Regions from separate parts of the Homo sapiens genome. Here region 2 is linked to region 1. A link is a loop called in an ENCODE intact Hi-C map of the cell type or tissue named here. Cell type or tissue: breast epithelium. All regions are shown on one strand.

What was found. Peaks named below come from ENCODE experiments on the same cell type or tissue, not always from the same donor. Only the 100,000 strongest peaks of a DNase experiment are listed, where the experiment ranks them.
Region 2: a loop joins it to region 1, with 12 times the contacts of the local background. A loop is called at or near these places in 1 of 110 quality-filtered maps.

Annotation. Positions count from the first base shown.
Region 1 is chr14:81,426,559-81,429,058 of GRCh38, reverse strand. It overlaps a transcript of STON2 not described here. Among named protein-coding and RNA genes, the nearest start is that of LINC02308, 22 kb to the left of the region's middle. RefSeq lists an enhancer at 1,079-1,583. In breast epithelium, no CTCF peak of the experiment used is centred here; no DNase peak of the experiment used is centred here; H3K27ac peaks cover 358 bases.
Region 2 is chr14:81,496,510-81,499,009 of GRCh38, reverse strand. SEL1L (SEL1L adaptor subunit of SYVN1 ubiquitin ligase) reads left to right here. Exons shown (of 21, transcript NM_005065.6): 9 at 516-597; 10 at 964-1,118. Among named protein-coding and RNA genes, the nearest start is that of SEL1L, 36 kb to the left of the region's middle. In breast epithelium, no CTCF peak of the experiment used is centred here; no DNase peak of the experiment used is centred here.

The DNA of each region.
Region 1 (2,500 bases):
TCTCCCTGGCTTTCATTGAAAGAAGGTACCATTTTAGTGCTGTGTGTCCATGCAAACACACCATCTGAATGAAAGGGCATTCTCAAGCATATTTCATGCCAAATGCCGAGAAGTAGAGTGGGACCATCAGTGGCTTTCTATCTACCTGAACTTTGAAGTTAGACACTAGACCATTGCCAGCTTGATAGTCCTTCCATTGGCTGCCCTTTGAAGTTAGCTAACTGGTTTAAAAAAACCAAATGGGATACTTTAAATGAAAACAGATTTTATTTGTTTGCCTTAGAAACGGAAAACATTTATCTTAAGTTTTTTTGGTTTTTGTTTCTGTTTTTTTTTGAGACAGAGTATCATTGTGTCACCCAGGCTGGAGTGCAGTGGCAGGATCTCAGTTCACTGCAGCCTCTGCCTCCTGGGTTCAAGCGATTCTCATGTCTCTCCTTCCCCAGTAGCTGGGACTACAGGTGTGTGCCACCATGCCTGGCTAATTTTTGTGTTTTCAGTAGAGACGGGGTTTCGCCATGTTGGCCTGGCTAGTCTCGAACTTCTGGCCTCAAGCAGCCCACCTGCCTCAGCCTCCCAAAGTTCTGGGATTACAGGCGTGAGCCACCATGCCTGGCCCATTTGTCTTAAGCTTTTAAAAGAGAATAATGATAATGCCATGGTTAAGTGGATAAGGCTGGGGTGATCCATATTTGGTAGACGTATCCAGTTATACGTTGTTTAAATGTCGTCTATTATGTGAACTCAGAGCTGTCAAAAATAATACTTTGTGTTTTTCCCCATCCTTGCCAAACATAAAATATTCATTTTTTTCTAAATCATTCCGTGTCCCTACATTTCCCTCTACTTCAGACTTTGAACAGTTGAAGGGTGGAAAACTTTTATCATTGCTGAAATTATCAAAAACACTATCAATAGCTATCATGCGTTGAGTTTTACGTCCACTGCTGAGTGGTTATACCATGTTATTTTACTTAATTTGCACCTCAACGCTGTAAGGTCAGGAGGAGTAGCATCTCATCTAAGGAGTAGCATTACATGAGGAGTAGCATTTCATGAGACAGAGGCTGGAGCTAAGTACTTTGTCAAAGGTTGTAATGGAGCTGGGCTTTAAACCTACCTCTCTTAATCGCTTAGATCTAGAAGCTATGCCCTGAGTCACTGTGGTATCTGGAAGCAAAAGGAAATGTGCTCTAAAGAGTTAACAGGGGCTATCTGTGCACTCTGGCCACACCCTGGGAGATGCCTGGTAGGAGGAAAACTGCTTTTGTTTTTGCACGGTCAGTTCACAGTATCAGCAGGGCAGTCAAAGCACACTTTTTTCTCTCTCTCTTTTTTTTTTTCCCATCTCATCCTTATTCTTTTTGTTATGATCTCTAAAAAGTTGGTGAGTTAGGGAGTGAGGATCTATTTGAGTAAATCCAGCATGTTTCTCAGTCACCACCCATCAACCTAATTGGCATAGGCGGGGCTGTGCTGTCTGCAACACAGCCAGCTCCTCCAGCTGTGCCATCCATCATACTCAGGCACCCTGGAGCGCACATGCTCTGCTTCCGGTTGATTTTAAGTTCCCGATTCCTGAGCAGGCCTTGGGGAGGCAGTCCCAAGGAGTCAGAGTTGTTTGCTGTCGCATATCAGACTCCGGTCTGGGTGACTTGGCTGGTCACAGCACAGTGCTCCTGGGCCCAGGGGCTGTGATCTCCTGTCATTTGGTTGCCATTTTCCTGTGAAGAGGGTAGAGAATATGCACCCAGTCAGGTCAGGCACTTTGCAGAGGTGGGTCCTGGCTATAAGAAAGCCAGATAAGAGTGCAGGTTCATTTATGCATGTATGTTTCTACTCATAGGAAAACAACTCACGAGGCAAAAAAGTACATCTCGTGGATGGAGCAGGGCGAAGTGGTTACAAGTACAGACTCTGGAGCCAGACTGCCTGGGTTTGAATTGTGCGGTTTCAGGTAAGCTATTTAATCTCCCTGAGCCTCAGTTTCCTTATCTCTGTAAAGGGAACCTACTTCATAGGGTTATGAGGATTATATGATAATTTAATTAAATGAACAGTAAAGCACTTTGACATCAATGTCTGAGAGATGAGAAGTGTTACGTAAGTGTTTATCAAATAGCACATAAAAATAAAGCGGTAGGTGAACATCATGATTTGTAGGTTACACAGTGCTGTGTTAGACGAAGCTTACGTGACTACCTCAGTTAAGGTACTCACGGTGAGTTATGCTCAAACGAAATCTTATAAAATGTCCTAGGGAAACTAGCCATTTTAAAGAATCATGTGAGAAATATGTATGTAAACTGCCTTTTTGTAAAATGAACATGAGAGAAACTGTGTCAGAGGAAGCGAGAAGACAAGGTTGGATGACTCGATGTTTCGGGCGAGGGGGACTGGAGGGGTAGAGTGCCATCATCTTGGATGGGAAGGGTTCTTGCCGCAGTCATTTCAGGGAAGGGAGAGTCGCTGGTCAAATCTGGATGCGTTAAGTGTGAGA
Region 2 (2,500 bases), 70 kb before region 1:
CAGAATGACTCCAGAGAGCTCTACTTTCTGTTTTTTACTTTTCATGATTGGCTGTCTTCCCATTTATTCTGGTCATTTATTGCTAGTGACACTGTGCCTGCTTCCAGTAGTCTCATTTTCCCTATTTTGCTAATTTGTTACTTTTTCTTTGCTAATTTGGAAGATTAACTCATTTTTAATAAAATTATGTCTAAGATTAAAACTGGTTCTAAGCAAAAGCCCTTATAATTTTTCTCTTATGAGTAAAATGCACACACTTCAAAAATAAAGTTTATGACATCTATTTTGATTGCTCTAGGAACTATATTATTTATTTCCTTGCTCTTAGCTATGGCCTTCTTGTTGAAGTTGCTGAATCCATTACCTCAAAACCTAACACTTAGCATAAATAAGGTGTTAGTGTACTTGGATCAAATGACAGCAAAATTCTGGGTATGCTTAGCTTTATTTGTTCCACGAAGAATGACACTGAAGTACATGAAACTGCTGCCTCCTCACGTGAAGTTGTTTTACAGGGTTACAGATACTGGGCTGGCATCGGCGTCCTCCAGAGTTGTGAATCTGCCCTGACTCACTATCGTCTTGTTGCCAATCATGGTATCTATGTTTCCCCTTTTACCTTTTAGGAAAAAAAAATAAATGGAATTAACTTTAAACATTTCTATTTTTATTGTTCTATTTGAAGTATTATAAATGGCTCTTTTATGTGGACTCATCTTTAAACTAGTTGAGGTTCAGAAGTACTTTTTTCTTTATATAATTTTGCTTTAGGTTCTATTTACGTTGTGAAAAAAGTTCAATTTATTAATAGATTACTGATTTGCGATCTATATAGACTACTGTAAAAACAGCTTCCTTTAACAATGTGTTCGTCAACGTTTGGCAGCTGGAATTGTACTTCTCTCTCTCTGGAACAATTCTTCTGATTTTCCTCCACCTTATTGTTTTATCCCTCTATTTCAGTTGCTAGTGATATCTCGCTAACAGGAGGCTCAGTAGTACAGAGAATACGGCTGCCTGATGAAGTGGAAAATCCAGGAATGAACAGTGGAATGCTAGAAGAAGATTTGATTCAATATTACCAGTTCCTAGCTGAAAAAGGTGATGTACAAGCACAGGTACGTGTTTGAACATCTCACCAAATATCTTTACTGCATTGTATATTTTAATCTGTGGGGGACGGGAGCAAGCACTTATATCTGTAAGTTACATTTTCATTGCCCTGAGCAATTATGAACTACATATTAGAATCACCTGAGCCCCTTAAAAAAAAAAACCAAGAGTCTCACACTCTCAGGAGATTCCATTTGGGTTAGTGTGGGATGGGGCCTAGGCATTGAGGGTTCCTAAAACTGTCCAGGTGACTCTCCCGTGTACTGCCCCTAAAAAAATCACTGCTTGAACAGAGCAGCATTAACACCGATGATGAAGGCTGTTACTGGAGTCACCAATGATGAAAACTGTCACTTTCTCTAAACAAGAAGTCCCTGGAATATTTGCAATATCAGATGCTCTTCAGAGCTATTTACCATTCGTGTTTCTTTGGCTCATCTAAAATCATAATTTCTTCAAGGTCAAGAACAGAAGTAAGCTCGTTTAATGGAAGTTGTATAATGTCCGTCAAAGTACCATGTGTGCACACACAGGTTTCGTGGCTTCTTTTGATATTAAAATAAAAAGAACTTTAACATTTATATTTTTTTCCACTAAGTTTGCAATTATTTCTAATTTAGGACATGTACAGATGAGCATTAGATACTTATTAAGAACAGTTGGTTTTAAGACTAGCAGTGGAGTCTTAAGGAAAAAAAAACGTAGTGAAACGTAGATCTAAATGTTAGCTGATAGAAATTATAATAAACTTGTTCAATTAAACATCTTATTTTTACATTATTGTAAAATTTAGTTTACTTAAAATTTTCTGTTTTACTTGCTTTCTGTGTATCTTGCTTGTTGTGTTTACTCTTCTCTCCTTTCTTGCCCTTTTTTGGTTGAGTGCTTTTTCCTGTTGCATCTCTTCCCCTCTGCCAGCATGATGCTACTCTTGTAGTGGTTATCTAGCGATCACAACATGCATCCTTGACTTACCAAAGTCTGGTACGATGAGCACTTTTACCATTTCCAGGACAGCACAGAGATCTCAGAGTATTCTGTGTGTGTTTGATTTTATATATTTTGGTACCATGAGATACTGTTGTTTTGTACAGTCCATATTAATTTACATTTATTTTCAAATTTACCTTTTCATTGCTTTTTATTTATTTTTTTATTTTTTATTTTTTGAGACAGATCCTTGCTCTGTTGCCCAGTGCCACTATCTCAGCTCGCTGCAACCTCCGCTTCCCGGGTTCAAGCGATTCTTGTGCCTTAACCTCCCCAAGTAGCTGGGAATGCAGGCATGCACCACCACACCCAGCTAATTTTTGTATTTTTAGTGGAGATGGAGTTTCACCATGTTGGCCAGGCTGATCTTGAACTCCTGGTCTAAGTGATCCCACCC